Regions from separate parts of the Homo sapiens genome. Here region 2 is linked to region 1. A link is an interaction called in ENCODE POLR2A ChIA-PET data of the cell type or tissue named here. Cell type or tissue: PC-9. All regions are shown on one strand. Links, peaks and the distances in the headings refer to the core of each region. The heading gives the core; the rest is flanking DNA.

What was found. ChIA-PET counts read pairs that join two places held together with the same protein. Peaks named below come from ENCODE experiments on the same cell type or tissue, not always from the same donor. Only the 100,000 strongest peaks of a DNase experiment are listed, where the experiment ranks them.
Region 2: POLR2A ChIA-PET joins it to region 1 with 7 read pairs; 1 of 35 experiments calls an interaction of 5 or more read pairs at or near these places.

The regions. Positions count from the first base shown.
Region 1 is chr7:76,304,813-76,312,644 of GRCh38, forward strand. No RefSeq gene overlaps it. Among named protein-coding and RNA genes, the nearest start is that of HSPB1, 6.1 kb to the left of the region's middle. In PC-9, for the core only: no CTCF peak of the experiment used is centred there; a DNase peak (open chromatin) is centred at 2,399.
Region 2 is chr7:77,568,532-77,576,363 of GRCh38, forward strand. PTPN12 (protein tyrosine phosphatase non-receptor type 12) reads left to right here. Exons shown (of 18, transcript NM_002835.4): 2 at 2,547-2,655. Among named protein-coding and RNA genes, the nearest start is that of PTPN12, 35 kb to the left of the region's middle. In PC-9, for the core only: no CTCF peak of the experiment used is centred there; no DNase peak of the experiment used is centred there; H3K27ac peaks cover 1,066 bases.

The sequences.
Region 1 (7,832 bases), core at 146-5,145:
TCACGATTGCAATTAAAACTGTAAGGTGGGGAAGGAGGAGGAAATAAGAGAAGCACCTGAGGCTTGAGTTCTCAGGAGCACCTAGGTTGGGTCCCAGGTGAAGGGGCACAGAGGTAATTGCACCTCAGAGCTGATGGGAGGATTACTATGTCAAAAGCTTGGCATCGGCTTCAGCACACCCCAAGGACACCACAGTGGACCTGGCAAGCTTTGAGATCTCTGTCACCGCCACACTCCCTGAGGCCAGGGCATCCCTGTTGGCAGTCACAAGGGAACTGGCAAGCCGAAATGGGGTGAGAACGGAGCCCGCAGAGTCTCGGGGTGGGGAGATTGGGCAGAGCCCTGGCCAACCGACGGGCTCAGACCTGTGCTGCTGGCTGGGCCAGCAGCTCTTGTTGCCTGTGTTTATTTCCAGCTGGCCTCCCTCCAGGTGTAGACAGGCTTCCAAGGGCCCAGTTCCCCTCTCTCTTGTCTGCCCTTGCCCTAGCTGCCACCCTCTCACCAGGCCCAGGGAAAGTTGAGGTAGAAAGCAGATGGGGGACCAGGCGCGGTGGCTCACACCTATAATCCCAGCACTTTGGGAGGCCGAGGCGGGTGGATTACCTGAGGACAGGAGTTCGAGACAGCCTGGCCAACAGTGAAACTCCGTCTCTACTAAAAGTACAAAAATTAGCCGGGCATGGTGTTGCATGCCTGTAATTCCAGCTACTCAGGAGGCTGAGGCAGGGGAATCGCTTGAACCCAGGAGGCAGAAGTTGCAGTGAGCCAAGATCCATGCCACTGCCCTCCAGCTTGGGGGACAAGAGCAAAACTCCATCTAAAAAAAAAAAACAAAAAACAGATGGGAGCTTTGGAGCTCAGTCCCAAGGTCCTCAAATATTTGAGGGACCCAGAGTCTGAGGCTGTAGCAAGATACTCCCATGTTCAAGGCGGAGCATGCAGTGAGCCGAGATCGTGCCACTGCACTCCAGCCTGGGCGACAGAGGAAGACTCCGTCTCAGAAGAAAAAAAAAAAAAAAAAAAAAAAAAAAAAAATACTCCCATGTTCTTTTCTCAGCCCACAGTCTGACTTTCCCAGGTTCCCTAAGAAGGGTGGCACCCTGCAGGCGAGGGCCTGGAGCATGTCCACACCACCCCCAATATCACCCCCCACCACCTTGCTGCTTTTTTGAGACCAAGTTTTGCTCTTGTTGCCCAGGCTGGAGTGCAATGGCGTGATCTCGGCTCACTGCAACCTCCGCCTCCCAGGTTCAAGCGATTCTCCTGCCTCAGCCTCCAGAGTAGCTGGGATTATAGGCGTGCGCCACCCTACCCGGCTAATTTTTGTATTTTTAGTAGAGACAGGGTTTTTCTATGTTGGTCAGGTGGGTCTCGAACTCCCAACCTCAGGTGATCTGCCCGCCTCAGCCTCCCAAAGTGCTGGGATTACAGGCGTGAGCCACCACGCCCGGCCCCAGCTTCTTTTTTAGGGACAGTCTCCTACTGTCATACAGGCTGGCGTGCAGTAGTGGGATCTTGGTGCACCATACCAAAGTGTTGCAGCCTGGAACTCCTAGGCTCAAGGCATCTCCAGGAGCGCGCCACAAGCCTGGCTGATTTTTTTTTTTTTTTTGGTAGACAGAGTCTCGCTATGTTGCCCAGGCTGGTCTCAAACTCCTGAGCTCAAGCCATCCTCCTGCGTTGACCTCCCAAAGTGCTGGGATTACAGGGGAGAGCTGCTGCGCCCAGCCCAGTCTACTCCCTCGAGTTCCCTGTCCAGAGACCCACATCTGGAGCAGGGTGGGGAGTCAGAGCAGGTCCCAGCCCACGCTCTAGGGCTCAGCTCAGATGATGTGAGCCTGGGGCAGCACCTCTGGGCATAGTGGGCTCTGGCTGGCAGGACAGGACAGGCTGGCCCAGATCTGGGGGTCTCTGCTGGGTGTTAGATTTGTGGAGTCTTTGTGCTGCTTCTGGGGTGGTGGGGCAATTCTGGGCCTCTCCAGGCCTGTCCTGCCTTTTCTTTTTTTTTTTAGATGGAGTCTCACTCTGTCAGCCAGGCTGGAGTGCAATGGCATGATCTCAGCTCACTGCAAGCTCCGCCTCCCGGGTACAAGCGATTCTCAGGCCTCAGCCTCCTAAGTGGGATTACAGGCACCTGTCACCACGCCTGGCTAATTTTTGTATTTTTAGTAGAGTCAGGCTTCCTCCATGTTGGCCATGCTGGTCTCAAATTCTGAAAGAGGAGAATTGCCTGAACCTAGGAGGTGGAGGCTGCAGCGAGCTGAGATTGCACCACTGCACTCCAGCCTGGGCAACAAAGTGAGACTCGGTCTCAAACAAACAAAAAGGCAGGACAGGCCTGGAACTGCCCCTCCCCCCCAGGACGGGTGTTGTCTAGGGCTTGCTGACCTCACAGTCTGTGAGATCAGGCAGCCCCGGGCCTTGGCTGCCCAGGAGTGAATTATTTCCAGGCGCCATCATCACTCCGACTATAGAATCAACAGGATTTGACAGGTGCAGCTTTCGACTGCTCTGTTGAGAGGGTGGAGACAGAAGCAAAAGCTGCCCACAGAAAGGCGACAGGGAACCCCAGAGCTAGGTCCCAAGAGCCTCTTGGTGATGGAGGAGAGCCACCAAGGGACAGGAGGGTTGGGGGAACTGGAGCTCCGGCCCAGGGACAGAGCCCCAAACCACCTCCAGCCCAGGCACAGAGCCCCAGACCACCGAAGCCCTATGCCACCATGGCAGAGCCCAGGGCAGGGCAGGGGTCAGGCTGGCCCCCCCAAACACCTCCCCACCATTCCCACATGCATACACCAGGACCTGGGGGGTTGCAACAGTGCCAGAGGTCACGGGTTGGCAGGGGAGGGAGAGGAGGAAGAAAGCAGAAGAGCAGAGGGATGCGGGTGAGGCTGGGCTTGTCTCAGACAGTCTGGCACTAGCCCTCAAAGCTCAGAATCCCTGATATGGGGGCTAAGCCCCACTGCCATACTGCCCCTCCCAGGGAAATTGCCCCCCAGGGAATATGGGGGGAACCTCTGAGTGTAGCTCCCCTGGGGCCTGGAGGGCATATCAAGACATGGGGGATAGTGAACAGCATCATAGCTCTAAGTGTCCCTGATCTGGCTGGGCGTGGTGGCTCACCCCTGTAATCGCAGCACTTTGGGAGGCTGAAGGGGGCAGATTAGCTGAGGTCAGGAATTCAAGACCAGCCTGGCCAACATGGCAAAACCCGTCTCTACTAAAAATACAAAAATTAGCCGGGTGTGGTGGCGCACGCCTGTAATCCCAGCTACTCAAGAGGTTGCAGTGAGCTGAGATCAGGCCACTGCACTCCAGCCTGGGCAACAGAGCAAAACTTTCAGGAAAAAAAAAAAGTGTCCCTGATCTGTAAATGTGTAGTGGAAACTATAGAAAGGCACTGCAGGCTGGGCGCAGGGGCTCACACCTGTAATCCCAGCACCTTGGGGGGCCTAGGCAGGAGATTTACTTGACACCAGGAGTTAGAGAGCAGCCTGGGCAACATAGCAAGAACTCATCCCTGCAAAAAAAGAAAAAAAAAATTAGCCACATGTGCTGGTGCGCACCTGCAGGAGGATCACTTAAGCCGAAAAGCTAGAAGCTGCAGTGAGTTATGATCACACCACTGCACTCCAGCCTGGGTGATAGTGCAAAACCTTGTCTCAAAAATAAATAAATTTAAGAAAAGCAAAGAAAAGGTGTTTCCGGCTGGGCACAGTGGCTCACACCTGTAATCCCAGCACACTGGGAGGCCAAGGCAGGAGGATTACGAGGTCAGGAGTTTGAAACCAGCCTCACCAATATGGCCAGGCGTCGTAGCACGCCTGTAGTCCCGGTGAGTCCAGAATTCGTGGGTTCTTGGTCTCACCGACTCAAAGAATGAAGCCGAGGACCTTCACGGTGAGTGTTACAGTTCTTAAAGGCGGCGTGTCGGGAGTTTTTTCCTTCTGGTGGGTTCATGCTCTCACTGGCTCAGAAGCGACGCTGCAGACCTTCACCGTTGAGTGTTACAGCTCTTAAGGCGGCGCATCTGGAATTGTTTGTTCCTCCCGGTGGGTTCGTGGTCTCGCTAGCTGAAGAGTAAAGCTACAAACATTCACGTCAAGCGTTACAGCTCTTAAAAGCGGTGTGGACCCAAAGAGCGAAACAACAAAGCTTCCACACTGACGAAGAAGACCCTAAGTGGCTTGCTACTGCTGGTTCGGGTAGCCTGCTTTTATTCGCTTATCTGGCCCCACCCACGTCCTGCTGATTGGTCCATTTTACAGAGAGCCGACTGGTCCATTTTACAGAGAGCTGATTGGTCCGTTTTGACAGGGCTGATTGGTGTGTTTACAATCCCTGAGCTAGACACAAAAGTTCTCTACATCCCCACTAGATTAGCTAGATAGAGAGTGTGGACACAAAGGTTCTCCAAGGCCCCACCAGAGTAGCTAGATACAGAGTGTCGATTGGTGCATTCAGAAATCCTGAGCTAGACACAGGGCGCTGATTGGTGTGTTTACAAACCTTGAGCTAGATACAGAGTGCCGATTGGTGTATTTACAATCCCTTAGCTTGACATAAAGGTTCTCCACCAGACTCAGGAGCCCAGTTGGCTTCACCCAGTGAATCCTGTATGGGGGCCGCAGGTGGAGCTGCTTGCCAGTCCCGTGCTGTGCGCCCGCACTCCTCAGCCCTTGGGTGGTCGATGGGACTGGGCGCCGTGGAGCAGGGGGCGGTGCTTGTCAGGGAGGCTCGGGCCGCGCAGGAGCCCACAGCGGGGTGGGGAGGCTCAGGCATGGCGGGCTGCAGGTCCCGAGCCCTGCTCTGCTGAGAGGCAGCTAAGGCCCGGTGAGAAGTCGAGCACAGCAGCTGCTGGCCCAGGTGCTAAGCCCCTCACTGCCCGGGGCCGGCGGGGCCGGCCGGCTGCTCCAAGTGCGGGGCCCGCCAAGCCCACGCCCACCCGGAACTCGCGCTGGCCCGCAAGTTCCACGCGCAGCCCTGGTTCCCGCCCGCGCCTCTCCCTCTACACCTCCCCACAAGCTGAGGGAGCCGTCTCCGGCGTCGCCAGCCCAGGAAGGGGCTCCCACAGTGCAGCGGCGGGCTGAAGGGCTCCTCAAGTGTCGCCAAAGTGGGAGCCCAGGCAGAGGAGGCGCCGAGAGCGAGCGAGGGCTGCGAGGACTGCCAGTACGCTGTCACCTCTCACCAGCTACTCGGGAGGCTGAGGCAGAAGAATCGCTTGAACGCAGGAGGCAGAGGTTGCAGTGAGCCAAGATTATGCCACTGTACTCCAGCCTGGGCAAAAGAGCGAGACTCCGTCTCAAAAAAAAAAAAAAGAAAAGAAAAAGAAAAGGTGTTCCCCTCCATGCCCCAGTGGACTAATTCGTTTGGGCAGGTACCTTTCCCAGAAACTGGCTGGCCCAACCCTTCAGCTTACAGAGGGGAACTTGAGGCCTGACTGGGACTGCATTTGGCCAGGGTCACCCAGCAGGTCTGGGCAGGGCAGGAGCAGGGTGCGTGCACTCCACCCCAAAGGGTGCACTGTTCTACCCATCAACCGATGCCCTGGGTGCCAGCGCTGAGGAGGCCAGGGATGGAGACCCACGCATAAGCAGAGATCACTCCATTCCTGGCACGCTCCTCCTGGTCGAGACCTCTGGTTCTCTTTCCCTTTCCAACTCGCCAGGTGACTTTGGACCTCGCTTTGCCCATCTAACTGTGCCTCCCAAGGACGAGCCATATTTTCATGGGCTGCTTACAAGAGACAGCCCTGCCAACCGCCAGTTGGTGCTGGGAGAGTTGGCAGTGTGACAAATGCCGGGAATCCCTGGCTTGGCTGAGAAGGGACGGCTCTGGATCAATAACAGACTCGTGGGATGGCCTCGGGCAGGAGCACGAGGGTGGCAGAGCCTCCCTGGCTGGCCTGCAAACAAAAAGCAAGTGTCCAGCCAGGGCTCTCGACTCAGCCCAGGGAGAAAAGAGCACAGCTGGGGACCCTGGGAAAAACAGACTCCCTCTGGGCGGGGTTCCTATAGCATAACAGCCCCTCCCACCCTTCTTCTCAGCTGGGTACAGCAGCTGCCCTGCCTAAGATGACAGTGATGGTATCAGCAGCTGACTCTGGTAGAAGGAAGTCTTCCCCCTCCCTGCCCACCGCCCCAGGACTGAACAAGGGGGCAGAGCCTGCCAGGAGGGATTGGGGTTAAAGAATGAATCAAGGCCAGGCGCAGTGGCTCATGCCTGTAATCCCAGCACTTTGAGAGGTTGAATCGGGAAGATCGCTTGAGCCCAGGAGTTCAAGACCAACCTAAGCAACATAGTGAGTCCCCATCTTTACCAAAAACGTTTTTAAAAATTAGCTGGGGCTGGACACAGTGACTCACACCTGTAATCCCAGCACTTTGGGAGGCTGAGGCAGGTGGTTCATCTGAGGTCAGGAGTTCAAGACCAGCCCTAACCAACATGGCGAAACCCTATCTCTACTAAAAATACAAAAATTAGCTAGATGTGGTGGTGCTTGCCTGTAATCCCAGCTACTCAGGAGGCTGAGGCAGGAAAATCGCTTGAACCTGGGAAGCAGAGGTTGCAGTGAGCCAAGATTGTGTCATTGCACTCCACCTGGGCAACAAGTGTGAAACTCCATCTCAAAGAAAAAAAAAAATTCTGAGCATGGTGGCATATGTTTATAGTCCCAGCTACTCAGGAGGCTGAGGCAGGAGGATGGCTCGAGTCCAGGAGGTTGAGGCTGCAGTGAGCTATGATCATACCACTGCATTCCAGCCTGGGCAACATAGTGAGACTCTGGCTCTACTAAAAATAAGAAATTATCTGGGCACGGTGGTGCCTGCAGTCTGATCTACTTGGGAGGCTAAGGCGGGAGAATCTCTTAAGCCCAGGAGTTCGAAGCTACAGTGAGCTATGGACATGCCACTGCACTCCAGCCTGGGTGACAGAGCAAGACCTTGTCTCTAAAAAAAATAAAGAATTGATTGAGGCGGCAGGAGTAGCTCCATGTTTAGGAAAAAGCCAGCCGGGCGAGGTGGCTCACACCTGTAATCCCAGCACTGTGGGAGGCCGAGGCAGGCGGATCACCTGAGGTCAGGAGTTCAAGACCAGCCTGGCCAACAGGGTGAAACCCCATCTCTACTTAAAAATACAAAAAATTAGCCAGGCATGGTGGCGGATACCTGTAATCACAGCTACCCTGGAGGCTGAGGCAGGAGAATTGCTTGAACCCAGGAGGCAGAGATTGCCATGAGCTGAGATAGCGCCATTGTACTCCAGCCTGGGCAACAGAGCAAGACTCCATCTCAAAAAAAAAAAAAAAAAAAACCAGGGAAAAAGCCCAGGGCTGGGGCCAGACCTTGGTTTGGGCCCGCTGCACCCTGGCGGAGACATGGGCTGGGGTGCAGCCTGGCCCTGGGCTCAGTTTCCATTCTGAGACTTCACTTCTGGGGGACCTCTGGTTGTCTGTTGGTGTTGTCAGTCCCATGCAGGGTGACGATCTAGGGGGAGTCATGAATAGTGGAAGCTACCCAGGTCCCCTAACAATCGTAGGAAGACCAAAGTCCCAGGGGGACTTGAGGATATGCAGATATTTCTGTGCATGACCAACAAGGGCCTGGGTGAGAAAGGCCTTCAGTCTGGCCCCTGACCCCACTAAGTAACCCCTTTTTTCCCTATGTCGTTCTGCTCTCCATATGATGGGCTCCTCAAAGTCCTCTTAGGAATGGCTGGGAGCGTCTATGTCTTCAGGCTGGTGGGACCACAGGATAAGGAGGTTGAAAACTTAATCAGGTGGATGGATGACAAAGAGGTCACTCCCGCCGGGTGCAGTGGCTCACACCTGT
Region 2 (7,832 bases), core at 1,751-6,750, 1.3 Mb after region 1:
ACTTTGGAGGCTGAGGCAGGAGGATCATTTGAACATGGGAGTTTGAAGCTATGGTGAGCCATGATCATGCCACTGCATTCCAGTTTAGACAACAGAGTGAGACTCCGTCTGTGAATGAGTGAATGAATGAATGAAAAAGAAAAAGCTTAGAGTGATTGTACCAGGCATTCCTGAGGTACATTCACATTTTATAATTAAACTCAACCACTCTTTGTACTAAATTTTTTCTCGCTGACATTGACCTAAGATATATTCCTTTCCCCTCTGTGTTTCTGCAACTATTTAAGTTGATATCCTTCTCTAAGTCAGATTCAAAATAATATTTTGAAATGCACTGATACTATAAGTATCTAAAAATACATCTTTTCAGATGCTTAATCTTTGAGCAGAGAAAATACAAACATTCTAATTAAATGTGCAAGATGCGTATATAAGTAACCATGAGGATCTTTGTTAATATGGAGTAACGACATCATAAACAATCTTTTCTACTGTCCTTTTTTATTTACGTTCAATTTTTTGAACAGGCAATACAGTCATACAATCCAAAAGATATGAAAAGACATAATAGTAATGTCTCATTCTCATCCGTTTCCCTTAGGTACCCATTTCCCTTCCCCACAGACACATACTTTGTTAATAGTTTTTCTTCCAGAGATGATATATGCATATGTACAAGCAAATGCAAATGTTTTTATTTCTTTTTAACACCAGTAGTAATATATTACATATATACATACTGCACTGTGTATATAATGTACACTATTGTTTCCTGCTTTTTACATTTATACTTAATATGTATTTTTCAGATACTGTCATCTTACTATATATAAAAAGCTAACTCATTTGTTTTTCAGCTCTCTCATATTTGATGGTATGAATAAAACAAATTTAGCCAGTTTTGTATTAAGAGGTTTCTTTGATTGTAGTTTTTTGCTGTTACTAACAATGCTGCAGTGGTTGGGCGCGTGGCTCACACCTGTAATCTCAGCACTTTGGAAGGCTGAGGCGGGTGGATCACCTAAGGTCAGGAGTTCAAGACCAGCCTGGATAACATAGTGAAACGCTGTCTCTACTAAAAATATGAAAATTAGCTGGACCTGGTGGCACGCATCTGTAATTCCAGCTACTCAGGAGGCTGAGGCACAAGAATTGCTTGAACCTGGGAAGCCGAGGTTGCAGTGGGCCGAGATCGCACCACTGCACTCCAGCCTGGGCAACAGAGTGAGATCCTGTCTCAAAACAAACAAACAAAGTGCTGTGGTATGTAACTTTGAATATAAATCATTTCATGTGTGTCCCATTTTTATCTGGAGGACAAAGTTGTAGAAGTACAATTCAGAGACAGGGTCTTGCATTGTTAAGCAGGCTGGTCTTGAACTCCTGGCTTCAAGCAGTCCTCCCAAAGTGCTAGGATTACAAGTGTGAGCCACCATGCTCGGCCCCCACTTGCTTTTGAATACAGTTTTTCCTCTGACACATGTATATATTTGGAGAACTCTATTACCACAGGAAATCACAAGAAATAGCATCATAAATGTGGGGAATTTTACTTTGACATTGTGCCAGTGCAGAATAAGATTCTAGTAAATCTTTATCATAAAGAAAAAAATGTATTCCTGTTGTAGGTCTCTAGTATTGTGATGATAAAATTTAGTCGTTTTTCAAAGAAAAAGAAAGGTTTATAGGCAGTTTTAGTTCCTTAAATATCAGTATCACAAGTAGCAAAAATTAATGAGAAAGTTAAATTTTATCAGATTTATTTTTCATTTTATTTGTATTTAATAATTTGTTGAATGGTAAAACCAGAATGCTTTTAATATGTCTTGAGGCCTGAAAGAAAGTTCCTTTGAAATTAAATTTCAGCAATGTAGTTGTGTAGAATTTGAACAATTCACAATACTGACTTTCAGTGCTTCTGAAAGCAGGAAGTGTATTACTGACACGCAGAAATATTCCAGCCCAAAGAACATCCCTACTGCCATATGTGGTAAGAATTTGTCACTAACCCACAAACTAGTTCTGTAATGCAGTGAATAAGCAGAATTGGTCTTTGTTGGACATTTCCAATTCAATATGAAAGAACTTTGTTTTGCAGTGTCTTGTAAGTAATTATTAGCTTATGCCTTGGGAGAAAGCCTGGCACATCATGGGTGCGTGCTCATGGTTTATTGAGAGAAGAAAATTCTTTTAGGCATGTTTTTAAAACTTGGTTATTGTGACCCTTAGTTAAAACACTGAAATTACTCGAATATGTTAAAGACTGAGTTAAATATTCTGACTCAGCTTATTAATGATATCTTTAAATTATATTACTTTTATTCTGTTTTCCCTCTTTGCTGCTCATGTGAAATAAATATGAATCTTATGTTTGCACTTATGCTATAAAAGAAATTATCCTTGGGGTTAATTATTAAGGGATGGGGAAATTAAGAGCTAAGAGACAGGAAAATGAGTTGTGAGGAATTGGGGTCACCAGATTTCATTAAAAATTTGAAAATATCACTGTTTCTCTAAACTTTAATTTTTATTTGTTGTATTTTAAGCGGTTAAGAAGATTGTCTACCAAATATAGAACAGAAAAGATATATCCCACAGCCACTGGAGAAAAAGAAGAAAATGTTAAAAAGAACAGATACAAGGACATACTGCCATGTAAGTTGGAAATGCCCTTGATAAAATACATAGAAATGCTAATTAGCCTTTTGTAACCTAACTAGTTTTATTCTTCCTGAGTTTCACTGTTAAGGAAGTAGTAATTAACCTATCTTTCAAAGTACATGGAAAGATAATAATTCATAATTGTGCTTTTTGTTTTTCCTTCTGATCCTAATTTTTGTTTAATTTTTTTCCTGTAAGTATCACAGTTGCTCTAATACTAAATTACTTTTAAATACTGTAAATCCAAGTGAAAATATCTTCTGTCAACTCTCTGTTCAAAGATGTTATTTCATTAAAATAATAGACAACTGAATACATTTTATAAAATGCTAACAATGTTGATTTTTCATATATCTATACATAAGAACCTTAATTGATTAATTATGCATGAGAAAATGAAGCATAGGATGACTCAAACATCTGTGTGTCTACTATTCTCAGCAGTCTGAATATGTGCCTCTAAGTATATGTCTTAGACTGATTGCATTACATTCTAATGATATTTTATTTATTTATTTATTTATTTATTTGTTTGTTTGTTTGTTTAGAGGTGGGGGTTCTCACTGTGTTCCCCAGGCTGGTCTCAAACTCCTGAGCTCATACGATCCTCCCACCTCAGCCTCCCCAAGTGTTGTGATTACAGGTGTGAGCCACTGCGCCCTGTCTGTATTCTTAAATAGCACAGTTTTCTGGCAAGATAACTTTAACTCTGAAAGTATACTTAAGGTGTGCCATCACTTTATCCAGTAAAAGCTATACGTCATACTTGCTATCTTTTAAAGCTGCCGTCGTTTTTCTTTCTTCATAAGTATTTTGAAATATCTACATTCCATCACATCATTTCCTCAATTCTTATTCAGTCTTAAAGGTTGTTCTCTCTAAAATGCCTTTAAAGTTCTTGGTGACTTTTTTTTTTTTTTTTGTGACAGTCTTGCTCTGTAGCCCAGGCTGGAGTGCGGTGGTGGGATCTTGGCTCACTGCAACCTCTGCCTCCCAGGTTCAAGCGACTCTTGTACCTTAGCCTCCTGAGAGCTGGGACAGCTCTAATACAGGTGCCTGCCACCATACCCAGCTAATTTTTTGTATTTTAGTAGAGACAGGGTTTCACCATGTTGCCCAGGGCCCAGTGGCTTTTTAATTGCCAGATTTGGTGGTCTTTTTTTACTGTTTATTCTAACAGGAAGAATATTGATTATTCAAGAATGTTGAACTATTTTGATGCCATTGATCAATCCCTATTTTTGAAATTTTCTTCTTCCATGATAACTCTTTTAAAACACCTCTTCCCTCTCATCTCTTTCCCTCTTTTCTCCACTAACTTCTTTGCCTCAATTTAATCCTTCATCCTTTTGTTGTTCTACATTATTATCAGCTGTGGGATATGTGGATAGCCTGTGTTGGCAGAATTAACAAGTGGCAACATAACATAATGGTATAGTGTTCTGATTCTGGAAGTTGAAATCCTGACTCCACCAGTTGCTAGCTATATGACCTTGGACTGATCCTCTCTGTGCCTTGGTTTTGTCATCCTTAAAATGGAGATTATAATAATACTTTTTAGGATTATTTGCACAATAGGTTAATATTAAATGCTTAAAAGTGTACCCAGTGGCCAGGCGCGGTGGCTCACGCCTATAATCCCAGCACTTTGGGAGGCCGAGACTGGTGGATCACGAGGTCAGGAGTTCGCGACCAGCCTGACCAACATGGTGAAACCCCATCTCTATCAAAAATACAAAAATTAGCCAGATGTGGTGGCACGTGCCTGTAATTCCAGCTACTCAGGAGGCTGAGGCAGGAGAATTGCCTGAACCCAGGAGGTGGAGGTTGCCATGAGCCGAGATTGCGCCATTGCATTCCAGCCTGGGCGACAGAGTAAGACTCTATCTCAAAAAAAAAAAAAACAAAAAAACAAAAAAAACCAGTGTACCTAGCACATAGTAACCAATCATTAAGCTTTTGCAAAATAACCAGTATACCTAGCACATAGTAACCAATCATTAAGCTTTTGCAAAATACACTCCACTTTTCTCACCTGTTGTCTTAGTCTGTTCAGGCTATTACAGAAATACCATAAACAGGGTTGCTTATTAATAACAGACATTTGTATCTTCAAATTCTAGAGACTGGGAAGTCCAAGATGAAGGCACCAGCAGATATGCTGTCTAGTGAAGGGTCACTCTGGCTCATAGATGGTGCCTTCTCACTGCACTTCACATGGTGGAAGGGGCAAACAAGCTCTCTCGGGCCTCTTTAGTAAAAGCTGGTAATCCCATTCACAAGGCATAATCTAATCATCTCCTAAAGGCCCTACCACTTAATACTGTTGCATTGGAATTTATGTTTTAACTTATGAATTTGGGAAGGACACAAATATTCAGACCATAGCACCAGTCTGCCTCAGAATAGGGGATGACATGGCTTTCTGGATACTTCGTATTAAGCAAGATAATTTTAAGGTGATCCTACATTGCTCTGGAATTATTCATGCACACATTCAAAGAGTTAGCCTGTCCACTTTCTTTTTCTGTCGTCTAGCCGTAGGTTTCTCTTTTCATATGATGTTTCATTTTCTTCTTTGTTTTTGAAACGGTGTCTTGCTCTGTTGCCCAGGCTGGAGTGCAGTGGTGCGATCTCCGCACACTATAACCTCTGCCTACCAGCTTCAAGCTATTTTCCTGCCTCAGCCTCCCAAGTAGCTGGGATTACAGGCACCCGCTGCCACATCCGGCTAATTTTTGTATTGTTAGTAGAGACGTGGTTTCACCATGTTGGCCAGGCTGCTCTCGAACTCCTAACGTCAGGTCATCCGCCTCCCTTGGCATTTACTCATTTTACAGAAAGCTTCTGAGGGTGTACTGTATGCTGGGAATGCAACAAAAAACAAACTGGCAAAAATCCCTGCCCTTGTGGAGCTTATATGTTAGTCAAGGTGATGGACGATACATATTAACATATATGGTCTGTCATGTGGTGGTAATTAGTGTTATTGAGAGTGTGGTTCGAATGAGGGATAGGGAGAAAGCAGAGAATAGAAGGGTAAGTTTACAGTTTTGGCTGGGGTAGTGGGAAAGGTTAGTGGTGTAGTGTTAAACTGGTCCTCTGAAAGTTCTGATTTGTATTGTTTGCTGATTTCTGTGATAAATGGATTATTTACCATAATCATCACAGCAAAACTCTGAGGTAAGTACTGTTATGTGCCATTTTGCAAACAGGAAACTGAGACAGAGAGGTTAAAAAGCTTGTCACACAGTTAAATATTGTGGGGTAAGAATTTAAACACAGGCGGTTTTAAAGCCTTCACTAGGGTGATTTTGCCTCTCAAGGGACACTTAGCAATGTCTGGAGAGATTTGGTTGTCACAACTGGGGTATGGGAGTGGACAGGCTGCTAATGGCATCTAACAAGTAGAGGCTAGGAATACTGCTACACATCCTGCAGTGCATAGGATGCAGCCCCCTTCCCCAAACAAAGACTTCTCGCCAAAATATATGAGTGTCAGCGTTGAGAGACCTTGTCCAAGAGCTTGAGTTCTTAATTACTGTGCAGTAATCAGATTGACAGTGCCTTTTTTCCTTTAAGTTATTTAAAGTTTGATAAGTAGGTCTCCAGTAAATTTCTAGTTATTTTGACTTGGGATTTTTTTTTCTTTTTTTTGAGACAGAATCTCACTCTTGTCGCCCTGGCTGGAGTGCAGTGTGGGATCTCGGCTCACTGCAACCTCTATCTCCCGGGTTTAAGCAATTCTCGTGCCTCAGCCTCCCAAGTAGCTGGGATTACAAGCACCTGCCACCATGCCCAGCTAATTTTTTGGTATTTTTAGTAGAGACAGGGTTTCACCATGTCGGCCAGGCTGGTCTCAAACTCCTGACCTCAGGTGATCCACCCGCTTCAGCCTCCCAAAGTACTAGGATTACTGGTGTGAGCCACTGCACCTGGCCTGGAAATTTATATTGAAAGTAATTGTACTGAGAGATATGTGCTTATTTACTGTTAGATAACTATTTAATTCATTGCCCGGGCACAGTGGCTCATGCATGTAATCCCAGCACTTTAGGAGGCCAAGCTGGGCAGATTATTTGAGCTCAGGAGTTCAAGACCAGCCTGGGCAACATAGCAAAACTCAACACACACACGCACGCACGCACGCACACACACATACTCTCTCTTTCTCTCTCTCGTGTGTACACTTGTGGTCCCAGCTACTCAGTAGGCTGATGTGGGAGGATCACTTGAGACCAGGAGGTCAAGGCTGCAGTGAACTATGATTGCACCACTGCACTCCAGCCTGGGTAACAGAGCGAGACTGTCTCAAAAAATAAGATGGAGAAGAATTTAATTCACTAACTTCCTTTGCATGTTTTAACATGTGCAGTGCTTGCAGAAATAGAATTTTTAAAACAGGTTTGAGGTATAATTTACATACCCATGAAATTTATCCATTTTAATTGTGCAATTCAATGATTTTTTTAAAGTAAATTTATAGAGTTTTGCAACAATTAATACAATCTAGTTTTAGGACATTTCCATCACCCCTAAAAGATCTGAGTCTTCAGCCCTGGGCAGCTGTTAATCAGCTTTCTGTCTGTATAGATTTTCCTTTTCTGTGAATTTAATATAAATGTAATCATACAATATATAGTCTTTTGTGTCTAGCTCTTTTAACAGTTTTTTTTTGAGATGAAGTCTCATTCTGTTGCCCAGGCTGGAGTGCAGTGGCATGATCTCGGCTCACTGCGACCTCCGCCTCCCAGGTTCATGAGATTCTCCTGTCTCAGCCTCCTGAGTAGCTGGGATTATAGGCGCACATCACCATGCCTGGCTAATTTTTTGTGTTATTTTTAGTAGATACAGGGTTTCACTATGTTGGCCAGACTGGTCTCGAACTCCTGACCTCGTGATCCGCCTGCCTCGGCCTCCCAAAGTGCTGGGATTACAGGCTTGAGCCACTGTGCCCAGCCTCTTGTTAACACATTTTAAAGATTCATTCACGATGTAGCATGCATCGATAGTTCATTCCTTTTTGTTGTTGAATAATATTCCATTGTATGAATGATGAACATATTGAATAATGCTGCTATGAACATGTCATACAACTCTCTGTGTGGACCTATGGTTTTGTTTCTCTTGGTTGGATAGCTAGCAAAACCATGGAGAGGAATAATTGTTTT